5 separate regions of the Homo sapiens genome follow, and all the other regions are linked to region 1. Evidence: chromatin contacts called from ENCODE Hi-C or POLR2A ChIA-PET data. All regions are on one chromosome and are shown on one strand. Each heading gives the region's core, a stretch centred on a gene start or an enhancer-like site at or near the end of the contact. The rest is flanking DNA. Distances are from core to core; before and after follow the strand shown. Region 1 holds the start of BAZ1B (bromodomain adjacent to zinc finger domain 1B). Region 2 holds the start of YWHAG (tyrosine 3-monooxygenase/tryptophan 5-monooxygenase activation protein gamma). Region 3 holds the start of MDH2 (malate dehydrogenase 2). Region 4 holds the start of TMEM120A (transmembrane protein 120A). Region 5 holds the start of HIP1 (huntingtin interacting protein 1).

Region 1 (2,680 bases), core at 82-2,581:
AGCAAATAAAAGCTGCACAACTTTTCACTAAAAGATAATGCTTATGCAAGAAATCTTAGTCATGACGAGAGGATGCTTCCTTTGTAAAACATCCAATTTCATGTTCCTAAAATACAACATAAAAACTTCACGTCTTGGTTTTTTTGTTTGTTTAATTTTAACAAATACCAATCTCCTTCTAAACCTTCAAAATTTCAAACCTGTGTCTGCCCAGGGAAGGCAGGCATCAGCTCCTCCACAGGCAGTTTCCTTCCCTCCCTTTCCTCTAAGCGGGGAATCTCATTCCTAGTTTTCTGCCCCAGGGTCCTGTCAGTTCATCCCCGGCCTAAAGTCCCCTCGGGAGACGAAAAAAACGCCAAGTATCCCCGCAGAGATCGGGGTAAGACGCAGTTGAGTCTTGCACACGCCGCATCACGAGGCCGCGCGAGTACAATTTCAAAACTTAAGCTGCAGGTTTCATTTAAATTTTTAAAAAATTTTTGTAAAAATTAAAGGAGAAAACCTAGCTCCCCCTCCCCACGCCTCCTCCTCCCTCTCGGGTCCTCAAGGCCTAAAGCCAACCCGGGGAAGGTAATGGGGATGGGGGATGCGCTCCTCGCCGGCGAGGCCCCGGGACAAAGTGCGGGGCCCCGGGGGCGGCCGAAGCGGGCCCTTCTCCTTCCAGGGCCGGTGCGCGCCCCCCGCCGGATCCCCTGGAAGGATCGGCGGGCGCAGGCTGAGACTCAGCCTCCAGGCCCGCGAGCGGCCGGGGCGCGCTGACAGCTGCCCCGGGCCGGGGATGCGCGGCTGACCTGGTCTCGCGAGCCCCAGGCCCTACCCCGGCCCAGCCCGGCCCAGCCCGGCCCGCGCGGCTGGAAAAGGATACTCCCGGGTGCGGAAGGCCTCCTGAGTGTGCGGGATGGTGAAGAGCGGCTCCTCTCCGGGCAACGGCTTCACCAGCGGGAAGGGCTTGCGGCCCAGGAGCGGCGCCATCGCGGCGGCGGCGGTGGGGACTGGCGGCTGCTGGGGCCGGCCCCGCGGCGCAGCACTAGGCCCCGCGGCCCGGAGCGAGCGCCAGGCGCCCGGGGGTGGGGTGGGGGAAGGGAGGGGTGAGAGGGCGGCGCGAACTCCGGCTCCCTCACCGCCGGCGCGGCCGCGCGACAGTCATGGAGCGGAACGCCACGGCGCAGAGCTCCCGCGCACACCGCCGCGCCTCCCAGCAGCCCCCCGCCGACCTCCGCTTCGGGTCCCGGCGGCCGGCAGTCACGACTCCTCCTCAGCAGCACCGGAGGAAATTATTGAAAAATGGCGGGAGATTCCCCTCCTCCCCCGGGCCCGGCCAACGCACACACTAACTTGCTCCCCCGTGGCGCCGGTGGCGAATGCTCCAATAGGCGGAGAGCTGGTCAGCGCTCACAGCCTATTGGCTCGGAGGAGCTGCCGCTCCGCGCCTGGGTCCCGCCCCCCTGCCCCTGTCGCGTAGTTGGGTTGCAGCGCACTAGAGGGCAGTCTGAAGAGGTGAAAGGTCACGTTATGTAAGCGCCCGTGATAGGCGTGCGGGCCTCCGACGGCAGAGTTAAAAGTGGGGGACAGCGGGGGATGGAGAGGACGAGAACTCAAAGAGGTCAAGCCGGAGAAGCCCCTCGCATATACAGATACTGCGCCATCTGTCACCGACGGCGACACCGACATCCGGGCACCACTGTCCGTGTGGTGCGCCGGAGGGGGAGGGTGAGCGCGCGGCCAGGGGCTTTGTCTTTCCTCTTGGGCGCCTCCCCCTTCTTAAAGGCGCCGTGCTCGGCCACGCCCGGGGATGCGCGGGTGGGGCTGGGCTGCAGGGAGGGGTTGGCGGGAAGTGGCCCCGGGAGCTTACCCTACCAAAGGTTCTGCGGAAGGACAACGTGGGGGCCAGCTTTGCTCACCCCAGAGTTAACTTCTGGGCGGGAGTGTGGTTGAGATCTGGGTAGAAGTATACTGCTTGTTTCTAGGGGCTGGCTGGAAAGTAGAATATAGAAGCTTCTTTGGAGAAATAGATTAAAAGACGTACTTAGTTTTTTGGTTTTTGGTTTTTGTTTTTTTTGAGACGGAGTCTCGCTCTGTCGCCCAGGCTGGAGGGCAATGGCGCGATATCGGCTCACCGCAACCTCCGCCTCCCGGGTTCAAGAGATTCTCCTGCCTCAGCCTCCCAAGTAGCTGGAATTACTGGCGTGCACCACCACGCCCGGCCAATTTTGTATTATTAGTAGAGACGGGGCTTCTCCATGTTGGTCAGGCTGGTCTCAAACTCCCGACTTCAGGTGATCCGACCGCCTAGGCCTCCCAAAATTATCATTATTTTTTTTTTTGAGACGGAGTTTCACTCTTGTTGCCCAGGCTGGAGTGCAGTGGTGCAGTCTCGGCTCACTGCAACCTCTCCCTCCCGGGTTCAAGCTATTCTCTTGCCTCGGCCTCCCGAGTAGCTGGGACTACAGGTGCGCGCCACCACACCCGGCTATTTTTTGTATTTTGTAGAGACGGGGTTTCACCATGTTGGTCAGGCTGGTCTCGGACTCCTGATCTCAGGTGATCCACCCGCCTCGGCCTCCCAAAGTGTTGGGATTACAGGCGTGAGCCACCACGCCCTGCCAGAGCTGTGACTCTGGCTTTTTTTTTTTTTCTCCCATGATACTCAGCACCTGGCTCGGAACATTGTAGGTGCTAG
Region 2 (2,680 bases), core at 108-2,607, 2.8 Mb after region 1:
AAGATGTACTCGCTTAAACAAAAAAAAGCCTCAGATGCATCTAACAACCAAAAATTTTTAAAAAGACTTTTTCCCCTTTAAAATAACTCCTCCCAGCCTCCACCCAGTCTAGGCTCTCTGCAATATGACAAATGCAGAATCTTCTGGAATGACTTGATACTGCCTCTCACCACGGCTTTGTTTGCACTATCAGATCAGACAGAATATTTTTTCCCCCAACTTATAGGAATTTCAACAGACGCGTGCCTGTATTCAAAAAAGAAACGGCATATGTCACACGAATCGAACCAGTCAGCTACATTCACCACCTTTTAATTTTACAGGCAATACCTACCCTTTTCAATACAAAAACATTAGGGAATAAAATGGAGATGACATGTTGAGAATGATCAATGAAAACGCTAGCGAGACAAACGTTCTCCCTTCCTAAAAGCCGGAGGACTTGCTTTGGGCGAATGGAGAAAGAAGAGCCTTTTGTTAAGAAAAACGTGAGCAAGGTGGTTTCGATTTTGCACCACGGAGCTCAGGTTTTCAAGAGACCCTATACAATGTTTCTGGGAAGATTCTCAGGGATGTGTCGGGACAGACAGTGGGGAAGATTCTGGGGGGGCTGGGGAGGTGGAAAACCGGGAGACCTGCTGAGTGAATGGGAAAGGCGCCGCCCAGACACCAGGGAGAGAAAGAGGAACCGCATCCATGCGGTCCCCCGCCCCCACGCCCAGGCTAGGAGGAGGGGGGAAGTGGGGCACAAAGGATGCGCACGCCTCCCCGCTCGGGTCCCCTGCACCCCTAGAGCCGCGGGGGCCGGAGACCCCGCTCCCAAGTCCAGCCCCGCGGGACCTCGCCCCGGCCCGCGCCCGCGCCGGGCCTGAATGGCAGCGCCGCGGGGCCACGGGGACTCCGAAAAGAGGCCGCGTCACAGCCCGGGTTCCCGTCGCCTCTCGGGACCCTCCCCAGCCCCCCTCAGTGAGCGAGACGGGGCGGTCAACCCGCCATCGCGACAGGGCGACGAAGCCCCGGGCCTTCCACGCCAAGGACCGCGTCTTCGGAGGGGCAGGGAGCGGCGGGGGAGGGGAGGAGACACTCACGTTCTTCATGGCCGCGGCCATGTCGTCGTAGCGCTCCGCCTGCTCGGCCAGCCGGGCTTTCTGCACCAGTTGCTCGCGGTCCACCATCTTCGCGGGGCTGGGTCTGGCCGGAGAAGGAGGAGGACACTGGGGCGGCCTGAAGGGCTTGGAGGGCGCGACTGGAGCCCAAGTGCCGGAGAGGACCGACCCACAGAGCGAGCAGCTGAGGCGGCGGCTGCGCGGAGGAGGCGGCTGGAGCTGCGACCGCGGGACCGGGCGCGAGGCGGCTGCGGCTGCTGTGCGTGCCACTGACGGACAACCCCCTGCGGCCCCGCCCACGCCGCATGACGAAGGCAGGCCCCGCCCACCCGTCCGCAAGCCCCGCCCATGCCCCGCCCGAGCCCGGCCGCGGCTAGAACTCCCCGCTCCCCAGCTGGGCTCACTGCGCGTCTTCCGGGCACCCCGTCCTTTCCCACTGCGCCCCCACTCTCCCCTTTTTTCACTTCACTCCCCAGTTCCCTCACCCCAGCTTCTCCAGTCGCCCCCTTACGCCTCCCCCTTGAGCCTCCCGCCCCGCCAGCCCTCGGACGCATGGGCCCCTGGGAGTTGTAGTGTAACCTGCAGTGCACTGAGGCGCTGAGGAGACCAAGGACAAAGGGGCGGTCAAGACTACAACTCCCAGCGGACATAGCGCGCAGGCGCAGGAGGACGGGGGGGGGTGCTTCGAATCCCGAGGCCGCTGGGGACCCCTGGCGGGGATCAGGGCTGCATCAGTCCCTGCGAGTGCTGATTCACCGCCCCGCCCCATATTCTCCGGGAAATTACGAGAGGAGGGGGCAGGGGCCTCAGTCCTAGACCCTGTTTCCGAGATCACGTAGCAGGTCGTGGTGGGGGAAGGACAGGAGGCGCGTCCATTGTAGATCCAGACTCTCAGTGTGGTGCCTGCCCGCGGGATGGCCGAATTAAGGGGCCAGACCCTGGGGACTGTCACCTCCACCCCCTACGAGCTTCCATTAAACCCCCCACCCCACCTTGAGGCTCTTGGGCCTGAATAGGTGAAAACATGGACGAACGACAAATACCGGCTGGCCACAGTGGTTGATTTCCAGAAAGGATGCAGCTGTCTGCTGGCTGACCCTGGAGAACCCCTTCTTCCTCTCCAGGGTGGAGTGCTAAAGATTGAGTTCAGCTACCAGGAGCCTACTCCACATCTAACTGGGCTGCGTCTAGGGCTTGGTTGTCCAGCCCTTCTCTCCCCTCCTAAGACATACATACCTACTGAGGTCACGCTGATATATTCTCGTTCATATTATTCCACATAGCTTGCAGATAGCATGGGTTTTTTTGCTTTGTTTTGCTTTTTTGTAGAGACGGGGGTCTAGCTTTGTTGCCCATGCTGGTCTCGAACTCCTGGGCTCAAGCGATCCTCACGCCTCGGCCTCCCAAGGTGCTGGGATTACAGATGTGAGCCACCATGCCTGCAGGCCTGATAGTTTTGACTGCACATTTTATTTACTTTATGTATTCAACAATTATCTATGAGAAGCTACTGTGTTCCAAGCCCTATTCTAAGCCACGAGGTACAGTAGTGAACAAAACAGACAAAAATCCCT
Region 3 (2,680 bases), core at 127-2,626, 2.5 Mb after region 1:
TCCCTCCACCTCCCGGGTTCAAGCGATTCTCCTGCCTCAGCCTCCGGAGTAGTTGGGGCTACAGGTGTACACCACCACGCTGGGCTAATTTTTGTATTTTTAGTAGAGATGGGGTTTCACCATGTTAGCCAGGCTGGTCATGAACTCCTGGCCTCAAGTGATCGGCCCGCCTCAGCCTCCCAGAGTGCTGGGATTACAGGCATGAGCCACCTTGCCTGGGGGTGTTGTTTAATTTTAAAAATATGTATCAGGCCGGGCGCGGTGGCTCACGCCTGTAATCTCAGCACTTTGGGAGGCCGAGGCGGGTGGATCACGAGGTCAGGAGTTCGAGACCAGCCTGACCAACGTGGTGAAACCCCGTCTCTACTAAAAAAAAAATACAAAAAATTAGCCAGGTGTAGTGGTGCGCTAATCCCAGCTACTCAGGAGAATGAGGCAGGAGAACCACTTGAACCTGACAGGCAGAGGTTGCAGTGAGCCAAGATCGCGCCACTGCACTCCAGCCTGGGCTAGAGAGACTCCGTCTCAAAAAAATAAATAAATTCATACATTTAAGTAATAAACTCATTGTGAGCAAGGAATTCTACTCGACTTTCTGTCTGCGTAAACTCTACAAATCCACTTGGCCTCAGCCACAGTGTCTTTATTCGTAAAGCAGAAACAGTGGGACCGTCAGAGCACTGCCGGGCAGGCGAGAGAAGACAGGAACTGTATGACCACGGAAGTTGTTGTCCCTACAACCTATTTGCTCATCTGGAACACAGAATAGTGGTCCTCTAAAGCTTGCAGGGCTGGAGGTCGCCATTATCAGCAGTGGTGTCACTAAACCTGAACCCAAGGGTCTCTGCAACTTGGGAAACGACGGCCCGGATCTGAGGAGATGGCCCCTTCCTCCCACCCCGCCTAAGGACTCTCAGCCTCCCTGACCCTACCTTTCCGGAGCTCAGAGTCCCCTCTGGCCTCCAAGGGCAGAAGGAATGGGTTTGGCTGAGGTCGGGGGCTCGGGTCTGGGACGCGCTCCACCTCCCCGGCTGCGCGACTATGGCCAGGCTCCCTGTCGGAGCCTCTGCCTGGGGCCCCACCTGGAAAAATGGCTCCTCTAAGGCGCTTCCAGCCTAAAGCCCGTCCTCTTCCACCTCTTGGGTGCAGACTGGCCCTCCCACTCCGACCGCAGGTCCCCCACCGGCCACACAGACGGCTACGCTAGAACCCAGCCAAACACCGGGGTTGCCAGGATGGTCCCACAGCTTTCCTTTCCGACTCCCGGAAGTGGCCGTGATCTCACGAGATCCCGGAGGCGAGCGCGACCGGAAGTCCGGTCACTCTCGCGAGGCCCCAGAGAGCAGGCGCTGGGCAGTGTGGAGGTCGTTGGAGTCACTTCCCCGTCACCAGCTCCTGTGCCTGCCAGTCGGTGCCCCTCCCGCTCCAGCCATGCTCTCCGCCCTCGCCCGGCCTGCCAGCGCTGCTCTCCGCCGCAGCTTCAGCACCTCGGCCCAGGTAGGCCAGACGAGGGGCGGCCTGCAGGCGGAGGCCCCCCGGCCCGGGCCACGTGCGTCCCCGGTTCGCGGGCAGCTCTGACCCTCTCCAGGCCAGCCTGGACCGCAGGGATGCCCGGCACTGGCTGGAGACTGTGGCGCCCGGGGCAGGCCCTGACACTGGCCTGGAGGTGCGGGGGAGAAAGCCGGGGAAAAGGGGGCGAGGTAGTCCCGCTCCAGGGCCGGTCCATTTGTCAGGGTTCCCCCAGGTCTCCCAGATTTCCCAGAGGACCTGCTCTTGGCTTGCACGCCTTCAAGGTTGGGAAACCAGGGCTCTGCATCTGAAAGTAAACTTACGTTTTTTTCTGCAGCGTTCCATTGCTTTGACGTAGCTAATCTCCTTGCAGCATCCGTGTGAGTTGTGCGTGAATAAAAGAAATCGTATACTTCCTAATTCCATAGTATGGACAAACCGAGGCTAGAGAACTGGGCCAGGGTTACAGTCATTTGGCCAGAGGATTAGAATTCAGCGCTTCTGACCTGAAGACGGCTTCCTCTTAACCTTTTTGGAGGATCTCTCCTGCTGTGGGCGGACTGAGCCTGCCGCCAGGTGTCTTAACAGTGCTTGACTTGGCCCGCGACCACTTAAGCCTAGGAGCCTAGGCTATTTTTAGCCATCTTCTAGAATGGTGGTTCTTAAACTCTGCAGTGTGTCAGAATCACCAGAAAGCTAATAAAAAACAGACGTCTGGGTTCATTGAAGAAGCTTAAGACTGCGGGGGGGGGGGGGGGGGTCCGCATTTTTACCAGGTGAATCTAATTAAACCTAATTTTGAGAACCCAGGAGGTGCTCGCATTGCCTTTTAATTACGACGCCCAAGAGGGAGGTAATTTTAAAGGGGAATCCAAATTTATCATCGAAGTTCTCGAGTTTCCTGTACATCCAGTTCATTTGAAAAATAAATACAAATGCTCCTGGATTGATGGCTACTTCCCATACCCATCGCAAGTTGGTAATATCCTAAGTCAAAAGGCGAGTTTAACTTTGTGTATTTTCAACTTGCAATGGGTTCCCACAGGCAACCCCATTGTAAGTTGAATGTACCAAATGCTTTTGCGCTGCGGTGAAGTGGGGGCCCAGCTGTATACAGATAAGTACATTAAGTACCTGTGCTTGCCAACAACTATGCTGGGTGCTGCAGGGG
Region 4 (2,680 bases), core at 105-2,604, 2.5 Mb after region 1:
CCTCTCAGCTCCTCCTGCCTATCTAGCCTTCCAGTACAGGAGGAGCTCAGGTTCTCAGGAATCCCTGACATCTTCTTCCCAGGTTAAAGGTCATCAGGTTTCAACCCTAGAGCCTCCTGCTCTAAGGCCAGCCCCACTCCCTTCCCCTAGCACCTTTGGCCCAAGGATTCCCCAAGCACTTTGCCCTGGTAGGTGAGTCTCAAGAAGGCGCAGCCTAGAGATGGGGCAAGGGGCAGTGTGAGGAGAGCCAAGCAGGGGCTGTGGCCAGGACAGCGGCGGCCAGGCGGGGAGACTGGGTCTGCTCAGTCTCTGGGGAGAAGCACCAATGGCAGGGGCCTTGGCAGGGCCAGGGGCAGCTGGGTTTCAATGCCCACAGGAAGCAGTTGGAACCAGTCCAGGAGAGGCCAAGGGCTAACCAAGCCATCAGCTGGCCAGGGCTCTACTCTGTCTGGATCTTGTTTCTCATGCCCAGGAGGGGTCACCACGCCCCCTCGGACCCCAGCACGTGCCACTTCTGCCCACCCACAGCCACCGCCCTCTTCCCTGCCTGGATGAGGCCAACAGCCTCCTCCTCCCTGGCCTCTGGACAGAACAGCCACGGTGGCCCTGGGGAGCTCAGTCCAGACAATTCCTCCCGTAGCTTTCCACTGGCCTCGGAGGGACTCTGATCTCTGCCAGGCCAGAGCGTCCCTGCAGGGCCTAGCCCCGCCCACCCCTCCCACCCGTCCCACCCCTCCCCTGGTTCTCCTTGATGCAGCCACATGGGCCTGTCAAGTCCCCTCTTTCCTTCCAAAGGCCTCGGCGGCGCGCGGTATCCCTCTGCCTGGGGCGTCCCCCATCCAGGCCGAGGACACCCCCCTAAACGCTGCTCCCCCGACCTGGGCTGCCTCTCGGGCGCTGCCCGCTGCGCGTTTGCTGAGTGGCTGACCCAAGGCTGGGCCCGCCCGTGTGTGACTCAGGCGGCCGCTCTCTTCTGGGAAGGGACGGGGTCGGGGTCTGGGCCCCTTTCCAAGGCCCTCATTGGAAGCCGAGGTCGCCCAGCGCGATGGGGTCCCGCCGGGGTTCCCGGACACTGGAGGTGGTGGCAGTGGACACCAGGACCAGGGGCCTCGCCCCCCTTGGCAGTGACGCCAGGGCCCCGACCCCTGACCCTTAGCTCCCCACTGCCTGACCCAGGGCTGCCCGACCCTTGACCCTGAGCCAGCGAGACGCGGCTCGGGGGCGACCCGGCGTCCGCAGCGGCGCTAACCTGGATGTTCTGGAAGTCCTGCTGTAGATCCTCCCAGTCCCGCAGGCAGTCGCCCAGCGGGCCCGGGGGCGGGGGCTGCATGGCTGCAGCGCCAGTAGCCAGTAGTGGAGGACGGCGCAGCAACCCCGGCCCACCCGAGGCTCCTCCGCCACCGCCCCCGTCCGCTTCCGGGCTCGCGCCGCCACGGGCACCAATGGGGAAAGGCCACGCCCCCCACCCCAGCCAATCCGGGACAGGGGCGGGGTATGGGCGGGGCCGTATGCAAGGGCGGTTGCTAGCCCCGGGACTCGCGGCCTGGACCGGGACTGGGACGGCTGCAGCCCCCGGGCCTGGACTGCACTGACTGTGCCAGCCGCGTGGTGCAGCCAGCAGGGCTCTGGCCCGTCATGCTGAGAGCAAACCAAGGTGCAGGGAGGTGACACCTGCTTGCAACATTTTCGTCCTTGGGAAGCTGAGCCTCTTTGGGGAAGGGAGTTAGAGCTGCTTCTCTCGCTTGGATTTTTACAGCGGCCTCCTTTCTCCCTGCCTCACCTCCACTGTCCCTTCTCGCGGCCACCGGACTGCCCTTCCCAAAACACAAGGCTGATTCCCCATCATGTTCATGCTTAAAACTTTCCAGCGGCTGTGTCCTGCCTACCAGGAGGTCCCTAATCGGAGCTCTGCAGCCATCCCGGGCTCTGTCCCAACTCACACCCTGAGGAAAGCCAGGGCTGTGTGTAAAGCCGTTCCCCCTCTGGCAAAACCCCACTCCTCCTTGAAGGCCTGCCCTTCTGTTGAGGGGAATCCCCCACCCCCTCCCACCCCCATCCCTCCACAGAGCGCGCTAAGTGGTGGGACGGCATTCATCTCTCTGTTCCCAGCCCCACCCACGCGGTGGCAGGGAATGGTTGCCGAATGGACTTGGGGAAGGTCCTGCATGGATGGACATCCTAATCCCCTACCAGTCCCCTAGTCTGTGCCGTCTCCTGATGCCCAGTTTGTTCTGTGGGTGCTGCCAGCTTTGGAGAAGTGCATTTGGAAAACAACTTCCAACTGGGTGCCGTGGCCCACACCTGTAATCCCAGCATTTTGGGGAGGCCGAGGCTGGAGGATCACTTGAGCCCAGAAGTTCGAGACCAGCCTAGGCAACAGAGCAAGACCCTGTTTCTACAAAAATAAAAATAAATTAGCCAGGTGTGATGGTGCATGCCTGCATTCCCAGCTACTCACTCAGGAGGTTGAGGTGGGAGGATCGCTTGAGCCCAGGGAAGTTGAGGCTGCAGTGAGCCATGATTGCGCCACTGCACTCCAGCCTGAGAGACACAGCAAGACCGTGCCTCCAAAAAAAAGGAAAGGGGGTAAAAAAAAGGAAAACTTTTAAGACCTTAGGAATTTCTAGAAACGTGGATAGGGAGATGGGGGAGGGGGTGAGAATCTCTCCTTGGTGAACAC
Region 5 (2,680 bases), core at 54-2,553, 2.2 Mb after region 1:
GCCCGGCCAAAAGCTCTATTCTTTGAAAGATTCCATATACAGAACCTTCAGTCAGATTCTCACTGTCTTTTCTAACTAAAATCCCAAAGCCCTTTCCCTCCAACTGTGTTTGGGGGAAGTATTCCTCGCATAACACATCAGGGGACCAGCCTCTGGAGAGGGGGACCCAAATGGATCTTCAAAGGTTCCACTCTGAGCACAAGAGTGTAGAAGAAATCTGCCCCTCCAGCATTGGCACTGGGATTAAAAGAAGCGTTGTACTCTTTGAAATGGATTTTACATACAAATGAATTGATGAACACCATCAACATGTCAGCTTAATTCAGCCCAATCAATACACCAGGCATTAAAAACTCGGAGAAAAAAATGGATTGTGGCTTTTTGTTGATGACACTGAGGAATTTTGGCCCCAAGCCCTGGCCAGGCAGGACAAATAGGGCAGTCTGCCTATTAGCTGTCAGGCACATCTTGGGGGATAAAACCAAGACCCCAAGTCAGGGCTCAGGGGCACCATGGTCTCCACTTTAGCCCCCAAAGTAATTTTCCCACAAAGTGGCCACACTTTGCATTTCCTACATTCCTTTTCCCTGCTCCGACCCCTTCCGCCCGGCCTCAGAGCTGACAGCTGGGGCTGGCCAGAGCCAAGCAAGAGGCATCGAGAAAGGGGGATGCTAAGGGGTGGGGGGTGGGAAGGGATGTCAATGCAACCAAGAAGTGATCGGAGGGGAAGAGAGGTCCCCTCACCCTTCACATTCCCAGCCCGGCGCCCCCACTCTCCGCCCCCACACTTGAGCCTCCAAGTGGCTCCCGTGCGCTTCCCTTGTTTAGGGGCAACCCTTCCATTCCGCCCCTTTTCAGTTCCTTCCCCTCTCACCTCATCTTGGGACTCCTGCCCGGTACCCAGCCGATCAGGCTCCTCTTGGCCACGCATCCTGCCATCTCCTCCGAGCCCGCCTCTGCCCTTCTCCCCAGGCCAGCTGGGGTACCCTGGGGTCCCCGACCTTCCTGGGATCGCCCAGATCTGCACGTCAATGCCCCCGCTCACTACACCCTCGCCCCGTCTTCAACTGGGGCCTGCAAGACTCCTACTCCCTTCAAAGCCCCTCCCGGACACCGCGTCCCTCAGGGTGCCCCAGGGATGCCCCGGGGTCCCCCGTCCTCACCTGAGTCCGCTCGAAGCTCTCGCGCTCCGCCGCCTCCAGCCCAGCGCCGACCCCGCGCCGGCTCAGCACCTTGGGCAGTGGGTTGGGCACCTGCTTCATGGAGCTGGCCATCCGATCCATGTCGCCGCGAGGAGCCGAGTCAGGGGCCCTCGGCTGCCCCGGGATCCCCACGGCGCCGCCCGCCCCGCCCTACCCGCGGGGATCCGGCGCTAACGGGACGGCTCCCGCCTGCCATTGGCTGTGAGTTCTGCCAGTCTTCCAGAGACCCCGCCCCTCGCCGAACGGCTTCCCCGCCCGCCCCCGCCCCTTCAGGAGCCCCTCCGCTGGCTCGGCCCCGACTAGCCTCTCGGGGCCTCGAGGCGCGTGGTGACTGGTCTGGAGTCCTGTCAGTCACCGTGGTCCCGCCGTTCTAGGCAGGGCCGGGGCGGGGTGCGGACGGGGCGAGGCCTGGATGGGGCGTGGCCTGGGCGGGCTGCCCTGATATGCCCTCGCTCGCCCCGCCCCCGCCCGCGCACCGCCCTCTCCTCCCCTCGGCCGCAGTCCCCGCGCGCCCCGAGCGTGCTGCCCTCCGCCAAGCGCCGCCCACTACCCTGCCCGCTCCTGCAGGGGGCTATCCCGCGACGGCCCGTGGAGATGGGCGGGGATGACGCGGGCCGGGCAGTGGGGCCTCCCCCGGGGGAATCCCAGCCCGCCTGCGAATAGCCCGTTAGCTCCTTCCGGGCCTGGGACCCGGGAGCGCCGGACTGACCAGCCCTGCGGCCGCAGCCCGGGAAAGCGCAGCCCCGCGGGCGGGGCGCAGCGTGGGCGCCTGGCCGGATCCGGCTCAATGGGTGGCCGCCCCCACCCAGCTCCCAGGCTTCCCCGTCCTGCACTTCTCCATTCTGCCCCTGCCCATGCCCTCTGCAAGGATCGCAGAGCCCAGGTCCCGGAGTTCGGGGCTGAGTCCGCGGGCACCTCCCGGGACCTGCCTCCCAAACCTCATCAAAGGAACCCGTCAGAGCTTATTTGTTGGTAGAAAGCCCTGTAGACACTTTCGGTTTATCTTAGGCTCTGAGCCGCGCGTCCCATCCTGCTCAGACGTCAGCCAGGGTACCAGCAAGCAGAGAGAAGTGTGATGCTTAGCAGGAGTGCTGGAGAAAGTTAAAAGTTTTCCGTTAAACTCCAATTTAGGTGTGTTTTTGTTTTTGTTTTTGTTTGTTTTTTTTTTTTTTTTTGGTTTCATTTGGAGTCAGTCTCCCTCTGTCGCCCAGGCTGGAGTGCAGATCGTAACACACTGGGACCTTGAGCTCCTGGGTCCTAGCGATTTTCCTGCCTCGGCCTCTCGAGTAGCTGGGACTACAGATGCACGCCACCAAGCCTGGCTATCTTTTTTGCAGAGATGGAGTCTTTCTATGTTGCCCAGACTGGTCTCGAACTCGTGGCCTCAAGCAAGCCTCCCACCTTGGCCTCCCAAAGTACTGTGATTACAGACATGAGCTACAGCACCCGGCATAGATGTATTTTTTAAAAGTTATTTG

Evidence for each region. A loop is a pair of places that touch in the nucleus more often than their neighbours do. ChIA-PET counts read pairs that join two places held with the same protein, here RNA polymerase II (POLR2A). Pooled maps may share reads with other maps.
Region 2: a pooled map shows a loop between it and region 1 (21-fold over the local background). The contact joins the promoter of YWHAG here to the promoter of BAZ1B in region 1. A Hi-C loop is called at or near these places in 1 of 37 single-sample maps with no recorded cell type and 8 of 50 pooled maps. POLR2A ChIA-PET finds 5 or more read pairs at or near these places in 1 of 52 experiments (T-cell).
Region 3: a loop to region 1 is called in a pooled map, with 12 times the contacts of the local background. The contact joins the promoter of MDH2 here to the promoter of BAZ1B in region 1. A Hi-C loop is called at or near these places in 1 of 168 maps with a recorded cell type or tissue (sciatic nerve) and 6 of 50 pooled maps. POLR2A ChIA-PET finds 5 or more read pairs at or near these places in 1 of 52 experiments (CD8-positive, alpha-beta memory T cell).
Region 4: a map of naive thymus-derived CD4-positive, alpha-beta T cell shows a loop between it and region 1 (5-fold over the local background). The contact joins the promoter of TMEM120A here to the promoter of BAZ1B in region 1. A Hi-C loop is called at or near these places in 2 of 168 maps with a recorded cell type or tissue (naive thymus-derived CD4-positive, alpha-beta T cell and transverse colon), 1 of 37 single-sample maps with no recorded cell type and 4 of 50 pooled maps. POLR2A ChIA-PET finds 5 or more read pairs at or near these places in 1 of 52 experiments (HEK293).
Region 5: a loop to region 1 is called in a map of naive thymus-derived CD4-positive, alpha-beta T cell, with 5 times the contacts of the local background. The contact joins the promoter of HIP1 here to the promoter of BAZ1B in region 1. A Hi-C loop is called at or near these places in 1 of 168 maps with a recorded cell type or tissue (naive thymus-derived CD4-positive, alpha-beta T cell) and 8 of 50 pooled maps. POLR2A ChIA-PET finds 5 or more read pairs at or near these places in 1 of 52 experiments (activated naive CD8-positive, alpha-beta T cell).

What each region holds. Positions count from the first base shown.
Region 1 is chr7:73,520,962-73,523,641 of GRCh38, forward strand. It overlaps BAZ1B (bromodomain adjacent to zinc finger domain 1B), which reads right to left and starts at 1,332. Exons shown (of 20, transcript NM_032408.4): 1 at 866-1,332. The coding sequence starts at 972. RefSeq lists silencers at 576-1,455, 1,806-1,945 and an enhancer at 1,516-1,675.
Region 2 is chr7:76,357,634-76,360,313 of GRCh38, forward strand. It overlaps YWHAG (tyrosine 3-monooxygenase/tryptophan 5-monooxygenase activation protein gamma), which reads right to left and starts at 1,358. Exons shown (of 2, transcript NM_012479.4): 1 at 1,089-1,358. The coding sequence starts at 1,175. RefSeq lists silencers at 489-679, 763-962, 1,283-1,692 and an enhancer at 787-1,433.
Region 3 is chr7:76,046,730-76,049,409 of GRCh38, forward strand. It overlaps MDH2 (malate dehydrogenase 2), which reads left to right and starts at 1,377. Exons shown (of 9, transcript NM_005918.4): 1 at 1,377-1,497. The coding sequence starts at 1,432. STYXL1 (serine/threonine/tyrosine interacting like 1) reads right to left here and starts at 1,271. Exons shown (of 9, transcript NM_001317785.2): 1 at 933-1,271. RefSeq lists enhancers at 744-1,526, 972-1,061, 1,172-1,251, 1,527-2,308 and a silencer at 1,502-1,661.
Region 4 is chr7:75,993,241-75,995,920 of GRCh38, forward strand. It overlaps TMEM120A (transmembrane protein 120A), which reads right to left and starts at 1,355. Exons shown (of 12, transcript NM_031925.3): 1 at 1,250-1,355. The coding sequence starts at 1,330. RefSeq lists silencers at 1,077-1,136, 1,147-1,596.
Region 5 is chr7:75,737,638-75,740,317 of GRCh38, forward strand. It overlaps HIP1 (huntingtin interacting protein 1), which reads right to left and starts at 1,304. Exons shown (of 31, transcript NM_005338.7): 1 at 1,164-1,304. The coding sequence starts at 1,283. RefSeq lists a silencer at 1,092-2,081.